Linked DNA regions of Homo sapiens: region 2 is linked to region 1. Evidence: read pairs that join two places in POLR2A ChIA-PET (ENCODE). Cell type or tissue: CD4-positive, alpha-beta T cell. All regions are shown on one strand. Region 1 overlaps TRABD2A (TraB domain containing 2A). Region 2 overlaps DNAH6 (dynein axonemal heavy chain 6).

Region 1 (5,000 bases):
TAACAGTGATTTCTACATCATCTCCTAGGGAGAGGACCAGAAAAGCAAGAAGAAAGCTCCAGTCTTGTGCTGTTAGAATCCATTTCCTAAGCCTCCTTTTCTCTGCTTATTTCCTTCTCTCTTTCATCCTCCACAGTTTCTCCTCTCTGCCTTGTAGGCAATGGCGCCTGCTTTCTGAAATGTCACAGCAACAGCAGAGTCAGGGTTGGGGGTTGTTGGTGAGGTGGAGAAGGTGTGTGGGGTCATCCCCAGATCACCCACTGGCAGAAGCCAGATGTAGGCCACATTTGAGAAGCAGAGCCAGGGCTGGGTAGGAATGTGAAGGGTTGACAGGATCTTGAAAGTCTTGGATCCAGAAAGGGAGGTGGGAGCAGTGGGGAGGTGCTCAGGCAGGTATCAGGCCCTCGAGCTTGGATTCAGTCACAAGATGCCTCAGACATCTGCAAACACTTTCCATCAGCCTGGCGATCGATTTACAGGGCCGTAGATCGATTTACAGGGAGGTGAGGCCAATAGGGCTTTACCTTTGGCACCAGGTACAGTTTGGTGGAAGACAATTTTTCCACAGAGCAGGTGAGGGGTGCTGTTGGGGGAGTGTTTTGGGATGATTCAAGCACATGACATTTATTGTGCACTTTATTTCTATTATTATTACTTTGTAATATCTAATAAAAGAATTCTACAACTCTCCATAGAGTAGAATCCGTAGGAGCCCTGAGCTTGTTTTCCTACAACTAGACAGTCCCATCTGGGAGTGTTGGGGCACAGTGACAGATCATCAGGCATCAGATTTTCATAAGGAGCACACAACCTAGATCTCGCATGCACAGTTCACAATAGGCTTCATGCTCCTATAAGAATCTAATGCTGCCACTGATCTGACAGGAGGAGGAGATCAGGCAGTAATGCGAGTGATAGGGAATGGCCGGGGAGCAGCTGTAAATACAGATGAAGCTTCAGTACCCATCTGTGGCGTGGTGATTGGGGACCCCTGCTCTACAGCATTTCAAAGTCACTTCTGGGCCTGGGTTGTGTCAACAACCATCGGCAGCCTCTTCAGACAGCACTGAAGCCCCAGAGAGCACAGAGCATCCCAGAGCTGTCCTTTCCCCGAAAGTCAGGCAGCAGCAACCTACCTGCCTGTATTCTGCTCAGCGATAAACAACCTCACCTGCCCAAAGCACCCGCAAGAGCAGAAGCTCAGTGTGAGCTGCAGTTCTCACCTGAGCATTGAGAGGCTAATGAGGTCTCTCCTGTTAGGATTCCTCATTTTATGATTCTGAAGCTCTTGCTGAAGCTCCCTTTTAAGCTCTAAATGACTGTGAATGCAAAGGGAAGAGCCTCGTGGAAGAGTTCAGGGAGGTACACAAAAAGTGTCAGGAGGGACAGAGAAAAAGAATACAGAGAAGAAGCGCCCTAATGCCCGTGGCATGACGTGATGCTACACCACCAGTAACCACCTCAGGGTCCAGGGCAGCCCCCACTTCCTCTGTCCCTGGGCCATGGAGCACCTTGACCCCAACACCTTAACCAGCTCCTTGGAGGATCCCAGTACAACTTGGCCCCAGTCCCACCTGGCTCCTTGCCCTTCTTCCTCTCCCCCAAGTGGGGTAGACTCTGCCTCAACTACCCCTACCTGGCAGGGGGACTCTTTGGAGGAGGGATGAAGAATTCGTGTTCTCACTTTTTCTCGCATGGAGACATGCTGGGAGTTATTCCTGAAGTCTAGACGTGTCATTGGGCTGATCCACCAAGCAGGTGTCAAGGAAGAGCTGGCTGCTAGGGTTTCAAAGGAGCTCTCTACTGCCAGCCTAGTTCACCAGGGCAGGAGGCAGGGATATGAGGCAGAAACTAGGCTGCACTTCCCTTGAAGGGCCTCTCTTAGGACCCCAAAAGCAGCTGGGCAGGGTCAGACACAGCCACAACATGGTCAGAACCCCAGCAGCATGTGTGGCATCCAGGTACCTGTACAAAAATAGGTACAAAAATACCTATTCTTGGTTTTTTTTAAGTTCGCTTTGGACTTTAGAGGGGCAGCCCAGAGCCAGGGGAAGGGAGAATCAACACTTGCTTTGTCTTTGAATCCCCAAAATTAGAAACAGAGTGCATCACCTATGCTGAGTGCTTAAGAAATGTGTCCCAAATAAAAAGGGGCCATAAAATGAAAGACAGCTCAAGTCCTGAGCAGGCCTGTGCCCAGGGGGAAGCAGAGCTAAAGTCTGCACCTGCGAGCCCAGGAGCTTCACAGCCAGCCATTCAGGTACAACGTTGGTTTGATTTTCTGCTCTGCTCAAAAAAATCAGAAACTAAAGGGATGTCCAACATGAAAAAAATAACTGCAAAAGACACTCCCGAGAGAGCTAAGAACCCACCCAGACTTCTAATTTGTGAAGACACGGTCCACGTACAACATCTGTATTGACGCCTATGTGAAAGCCGGGACATGGTTTATCCAAGGAATAGACGTGTCAGACTCCCAGGGTACCGACAGTAACTGCAGCACTTCAGCCCAACCATGCCTAAGAACAGGAAATAATACATAGCAGTGTTGGGAAATTATGTAAAAAAGCAAAAGACTGAGATAAAAGCAAATTGCTCCCAAAAGGTTAGACTTCATGTGAATCTTTTTTTTTTTTTTTTTTTTTTTGAGACGGAGTCTCGCTCTGTCGCCCAGGCTGGAGTGCAGTGGCGCAATCTCGGCTCACTGCAAGCTCCGCCTCCTGGGTTCACACCATTCTCCTGCCTCAGCCTCCCAAGTAGCTGGGACTACAGGCGCCAGCCATCACGCCCGGCTAATTTTTTGTATTTTTAGTAGACACGGGGTTTCACCATGGTCTCGATTTCCTGACCTCGTGATCCGCCCGCCTCGGCCTCCCAAAGTGCTGGGATTACAGGTGTGAGCCACCGCGCCTGGCCCCATGTGAATCTTAAGATGCCAGTCTATATCTACATAGCTCTTAGAAAGGCTCTATTCAAATTTTCTTTTTTTTTTTTTTTTTTTTTTTTGTCTTTTTGAGACAGAGTCTCGCTCTGATGCCCAGGCTGGAGTGCAGTGGCGCAATCTCGGCTCACTGCAACCTCTGCCCTCCGAGTTCAAGTGATTATCCTGCCTCAGCCTCCTGAGTAGCTGGGACAACAGGCGCCCGCCACCACACCTGGCTAATTTTTTGTATTTTTAGTAGAGACGGGGTTTCACCGTGTTAGCCAGGATGGTCTCGATCTCCTGACGAGAAAGGGAAGAGTTCTCTTTCAGAAAGTTCACATATTTTTCCTAGGCCTTTATTTTAAACCAAGACTATCGAGGAAAAATAGAATGTCAGGATCTCCATCTTCAACCAACTTCCAAATCGATCATGGAAAATGTGGAAAAGTCATCTATGAGCATCATAGTCAATTTTTTTTTTTTAATGAGATCTCCTGCTTTTTTTGGAATTTATGATGGGGAAGCCAGAATCCCTCAGCCAATTACTCCTCTAAGTCTGGCAGTTGGCAGCATTCAGTGTAGGTGCACCTGACAGCAATAACTTCAGAAGAAGAATGTGTGTTCAGAATTCCGAGCTAAGGAATCCAGAGATTCATTCCTTGTCTATAAGGAACATGTGAACCCCTGGCCCATCCTGTGGAACATGGACCACACAAGGGATTGAGGCCCTTTGCTTTGAGTTAAATGAGGATTGCCATGTAGGAGCAGGTGCTAAGTGAAGGTGATTTATCAACTGCAGGCTTTTTGCAAGCGATTGGGATTCTCCTGTCCAGCCCACTGCCACTGGATCACCCTGTAAGTCAGTCCTCTCAATAAACCCTGTGTCTCATTTGCTGGCTCTGGGTCTCTTCTTCCGCCTTTTGAACCTAGTGCCATCCCCACTGAAGTCAATAGGGGTCCCGCATGACACTCAGAGGCAGAGTTGGATTAGAAACAGGAGATCTGAGAACCTAGGCCTGTCCTGCACTAACTCTTGCTGTGACCCCAGGCCAGCCCACCCTCTGCTTCCAGATGGGCCTCTCTCGGGTTAGTCCAGCAGGAAACCATCCCCAGTGACCTCTGCTGGCTGACCCCCCACAATCTTGCCTTGGCCTCTAGGAACAGAGACCTCCTAGCCCCAGGGGTTGTTCTTAAGACCCATGGCACTGATGTGAGAATATGCAGAAACCTGCAAAGTACAAAACAAGGCACCACATGGTATCCCCGGGATCCTCTCCTTAGGCCTGGCAGGCCACCCCATCCTCAAAGAATCTGACCCCTTCCTCCACAGGAGTCTTCCTCAGGCCATCTAGCACCTCCCCAGCTCCCACTCCTCCAGCATCCACCTAGCCCTTAATAACCACAGGCTGAGAGAGGTGGCATCCTTCTAGGAATTTCCCCTTCCTCCTCAGTCAGACCACAGGGCTCCTGGGGAGTGGGCTGCCTCAACCACTCCACTCTGCCCTGGACCTTTCCAGAGAATCATCCTGGAGCCATCTGTTTCTTCTATTAGGTGACCGACCAAACTAAAGACAACTTGCTCCCCATCTTCTCCAACACCCCAAAACTATAGCTCAAGAATTGCAGTTTCATACAATCTGGAAGTATGTCCACTGAGCCCAAACCACTATTGAATGTTGCATTGTGGGGAAAAAAAAAGAGAAAGTGAGTTGTTAGGGTCCTGAAGAACAAGAACTGGCAGTGACCATCCTCCTGGAAAGTACAAAAGAATGACAGCCAAAAAGGCAAATATGAAATATGTTAGTGCCATCTATTGGCAAGAGTAAACAATAACAAAGAAGTGATGCTTTGCACAGTAGCAATTCAAATAAGAGCACCTCAGCGTCAACTCTGGGGTTTGCAAAAGGAGTTTTACATCCAACTAACTGCCTCTTAGGATGTTGAAAGCCCAAAGATGCAGGCTTTGCATGTGGAAAGCAGAGGGAAACTCCAGAACTGTTGGCTACATTCATGTTCACTTAGGGATATGACAAGAAAGAGCCCAAGCCAAGATGTGACTGGGTCCCAAAGGACAGAT
Region 2 (5,000 bases), 95 kb before region 1:
ATTTATAAAGCAAAAATGGAGAAATTTATACAAGAAAAAATTGATAAATCAACATTAATATGGAAAATTTTAACACATCCGATAGAAACTGTCATGAAGCAAACAAAAGTTGCAAAATGGGTAAAAATATAAAATATTCAGACAGTGAAATTAAGAACTTTGATTTCTATACTTAACAAATATAACAAATGCAAGATTTTCAAGTATCCATGGAACATTTACAAAAATTAGCCATGCTTTTAGAAAGACACATATTTCTAAAAGAAGACAGATATTTTCTCTGACCACAATAAAATCTTGGGAATCTATCTTAAAACATTATTTTTTAAACATTTTGGGAAACAAAAAAATGCACTTCTGCACATCCATGTGTTAAAGGGAAAACAAAATGGGAATTTCCGTAAGTGGAAGTAGATGACAAAAACAATATTACATATAAAAACCTGTAGGATGTAGTAATGTGGCACTTAGAGGTAAATTGATGCATATTTGTGGACTTCTCATTCCAGTAATAACAAACTAAGGACTCAGATCAATATTTCCACTAAGAACACCTAGAAAACATAGACAAAATATTTAAGGAAATATATGTTTGAAGGTCTGGAGAATTAATAAAATAGTGAAGAATATTTAGGAGGAAAGGAAAACCTAGAGCAATGAGCCCGGCACTCATGGCCATTTTTTTCCTAGAGGCACCAGAGGAGGAGGCTAAGGGGCTGTGAAGTGAGCCAGACATTTTGATTGCTTCAAAGGACAAAGGAGACAAAATAAGAACCCAAAGCCCACTAAGTAGGAGGGGAGGCTGGTAAACCCCCTTACTTTAGGTTTGCACTCCAAGGAGATTTATCAAAACAAATAATGCCAGGTAAGAAATAAATGGTTTGTGGAAGAGGTGAAGATGATCCCTGACTACTAGTATCTCTGGATGCCTGCCAGAAAACATAAATCTTATCTGGGGGAACAGAAAATTTTAGCTGCACAAGGAAATGTATACAAGAGAACCCCGGACTACATGTTTAAAAACCAAGAAAAACAGTGTCTATTAGAAACAGAGCACAGAGTATCCTGATAATGGATATACGACATTAATTTTAAGATAACTTTAAAATGTTCAAGGAAATAAAAAATTGAGAAAATTGGCAGACAATTTAAATTACTTCAAATAAAATTCTAGAATGTAAAAATATAACTGAGCCAGGCACAGTGGCTTATGCCTGTAATCTCAGCACTTTGGGAGTCTACGTAGGAAGATCACTTGAGCCCAGGAGTTTGAGACCAGACTGGACAACATAGTGAGACCCCATCATTACAAAAAAGTTAGCCAGGTGGAGTGCTGCACACCTGTAGTCCCAAGCTACTCAGAAGGCTGAAGTAAGAGGATCACCTGAGCCCAGGAGCTTGAGACTGCAGTGAGCCATGTTCATGCTACTGCACTCCAGCCTGAGTAACAAAGTGAGATCCTGTGTCAAAAAAAAATGTATATATATAGATACACATATTTATAAGCGTATATATATATATATAAAACTGAAAGTAAGAATTCAATATATCAATTTGATGAATTGAAAGTATGAAGAGACAAAACAATAGAAAAGATGGAAGAGAAGATAAGAGGCAGAGATACAGTGACAAGATCTATTAAAGTGTAATTTGAGTCCCAGAAGGAGAGAAGAGTGCAGAATATTTTAATAAACAATGACTGAGAATTTTCCAAAACAAAAGACATCAATCCACAGATTATATAAACTCTACTAAACCCCAAGCATAATAAATGCAAAGAAAATTCTCTACCTAGACCCATTACAGTGAATTGTGGGGGGAAAAAAAAGAACATATTAAAAACAGATTAATTTCAAAGATGCAACAAATATGCCATTGACTGATTTCTCTGCAGAAATAATGAAATCTGGAAGACATATATTCTACGTGTGAAAAGCAAATTACTGTCAAAACTTCTCTTAAAAAATAAAGTCAACATTAAGCCTCTTTTAGACAAAGAAGAAATTGAAAATGGAAACCCAAAAATAAATTAAGCAGAATAATGGAGGAACTATATCAAAACTTGTGAGATGCTCCTAAATTCAGAATTAGAGGGAAATGTATAGGCTTAAATATATATGTTATATAAAAAACTATCTAAACTTAGTAGTTAAATTCTACTAGAATTTAAAAAATAAAAATAAGAGCAAGAATTAATGACTTAGGAAACACACAATAGACAGGATCCAAAAGACCAAAAGTTGACTTTTTAAACTTAATAAAACTAAAAAATTCCTGCTGAAACTGATTAAATAGAGAGAGTCTAAAAATATTTATCAAAATGAATAAGGGAATATCATTGCAGATCAGCAGACATTAAAATGAGTGTATTATTAAAAAAAAAACTTTTGCCAATGAATTTGAAAATTTTAGTGAAATTTAAAGTTCCTCAAAAAACATAACTTTTAAAATTGATAAGCATAAATAGCATTTCTGAATAGTCCAATAATTTTAAAAGAAATTTATTATTAAAAACCCTCCCACAATAAAAGCATAAAAAATAAAATACTTCAAGACAAATATAATAAAAGATATGCAAGATCTCACCACAGAAAAGTATATAATATTACTGAAGGAAATCAAAAATACCTAAATAAAGGATGGATATGCCATATTTATTAAGTGGAAGACTCAATATTGTAAAGATATCAGTTCTCCTCAAGTTGATCTATATATTCAATGCCACCAAATCAAAATACCATTTGGTGTTTTGGGTGGAAATTGACAAGATACTTCTAAAACTTATATATAAATGCAAGGACCAAGAATAACCAAGCCAGGTGTTATATCAGCAATGGCAGAGTAGAAATTCCAAAAATCTATCTCTACACGTGTAAGGAAAATCTATGTGCTATGGTGAGTTGAGTCAGATATCTGGGCCAGTGTGACTCAGTGAGTTTGGAGCACAGGTGCAAAACTCTACTTGTTATATAACCTGTTCATGTAAACTCATACTTGGCTCCCAGCCACTATTGTCTGTAAAAGGTACAATTGCCCTGCTGATGCTGTACATATGGTTCACACCCAGAAAGAGAGAGTGGAGCTGCTGACCCTGTAAGGGAGAGCCATGGGGATGGCAGGAGCTGCGGATCCAGCCGCTGAGAAGGGCTGCAGCCAGAGCGGGCAACCAAGATAAAGACAGAGCAGCCAGAGAATAAAAGCCATATTTTACGTGCCTATGGCCCCCTGAGTGTTCTTTCAGCTATCTGCCATCCGTCCACCCACTCCCCTCAGACCTCAGCATGGGCTGGAACCTGACACTTGGCGTGACAACACAAAAATAACAGTCTGGCAAAAACTGTCCTAATCAACTTTATCAAAACTCTGGAAAATAACCAAAGGTTTCAGCAACCAAGTGAATGCTTAATAAAGAAAAAGCAGCTGAATCTAGACAGGAGAGCTTTGTGGCATTTTAACTTACCCCAACCCTCATTCTCTAGCTTAGCAATGGTGTGAGTTCCTGGTGCCATAGTGAACAGAAAATATCTTGTTCTTGGGGGATTGTAGTTGTTTGTTTTGGCCTGTCTGGTGGCTCTTTGAAGGACTAGCTCACAGGTCTTAATTTTATTTAATCTAACTAGGAATGCTCCAGTAGAGAGGTACTACCCTGGAAGATTTTGTCAAAATTATATAAAGGCAAATATATGAGCCACTGCCTCGTGGCCCAAGGGATAACAGTTGAGGCAACTAGCAGACAAAGCAGAAAGCCTGGGAGGAAAGATGAGAGTAAGATGCTTTGGGAAACAAAAGCTTTGAAAATCTCCTACATATTTTTGGGAATCCAGAAGGACACACTCATGCTCAAGGTTGAGTGTGTACTCACAAAAGACATGAGAAGAACTAAGCTCTAACCTCTGGCTAACCTTCAGCTTGGCCCAACCAGGAAGTGAAGGCTAATGCAGATTTGTAAACTGCCCAGCTGAGTGTTGAAGTCATACCCCAAGGCACACACAGAGCCCATCTGCAAAACCTGGGAAATTTTTGTTGTTGTTTCAGACATTTAATGAAATCTCTGTTGAATTACTAGCTGAACACTAAACTGATTGAATAGAGACATACAACAAAAAATACTGACCTTACAAAATTAGTTTATAAAAGTCTTTAAACAAACCAAAGACAGCAACAAGAAACCCTGGGAAGTGGGGACCGTCTAATTTCCAGAGTTGTGACATTATAATATTCTAAATGTCTGCTTTTCAACAACAAAAAATACAAAGCATCCAAAGACATAAGAAATTATGACCCATTCAAAAACAATAAAAACTGACCCTAATGAATGCCAGACATTGGGCTTACTAGACAAAAACTTTAAATCAAATATTTTAAATGTGCTCATACAGTTAAAGGAAACATGAACAAATAACTAAAGGAAAACATGAGAATGATGACTCACCAAAATAGAGAATATCAATGAGATAGAATTTATTAAAAGGAAACAAGTAGAACTTTTGGAGATAAAAAGTACAATAATTAAAATGAAAAATATACAAAAGGGATACAACAATAGATGTTAAGAAACAGAAGAAAATGTCACGAACATGCAGATAGGTCTATTGAGATTACTCAATTTGGTGAGCAAAAATAAAAAAATACAAACAGAACCTGCCAGGTGTAGTGGCTCACACCTGTAACCCCAGCACTGTAGGAGGCCAAGGTGGAAGGATCATGTGAAGCTAGGAGTTACAGACCAGCCTAGGCAACAAGGTAAGACCCTGCCTCTACAAAAAATAATAATAATAATAATTAGCCTGGCATGGTGGCATGCGCCTGTAGTCCCAGCTACTTCGAAGGCTGAGGCAGGAAGATTGCTTGAGCCCAGGACTTTGAGGTTCCAGTGATCTAAGATCATGCCACTGCACTGTAGCCTATGTGGCAGAGCAAGATCCTCTGTCAAAAAAAAAAAAATGGGGGCCCAGCGTGGTGGCTCACACCTGTAATCCCAGTACTTTGGGAGGCCAAGG

What was found. Peaks named below come from ENCODE experiments on the same cell type or tissue, not always from the same donor. Only the 100,000 strongest peaks of a DNase experiment are listed, where the experiment ranks them.
Region 2: POLR2A ChIA-PET joins it to region 1 with 5 read pairs; 4 of 35 experiments call an interaction of 5 or more read pairs at or near these places.

What each region holds. Positions count from the first base shown.
Region 1 is chr2:84,860,616-84,865,615 of GRCh38, forward strand. The region is part of intron 2 of TRABD2A (TraB domain containing 2A); the gene reads right to left. Among named protein-coding and RNA genes, the nearest start is that of TRABD2A, 18 kb to the right of the region's middle. In CD4-positive, alpha-beta T cell, CTCF peaks have their summits at 4,714 (motif pointing left) and 4,913; a DNase peak (open chromatin) is centred at 4,716; H3K27ac peaks cover 3,307 bases.
Region 2 is chr2:84,766,059-84,771,058 of GRCh38, forward strand. The region is part of intron 64 of DNAH6 (dynein axonemal heavy chain 6); the gene reads left to right. Among named protein-coding and RNA genes, the nearest start is that of TRABD2A, 110 kb to the right of the region's middle. In CD4-positive, alpha-beta T cell, no CTCF peak of the experiment used is centred here; no DNase peak of the experiment used is centred here.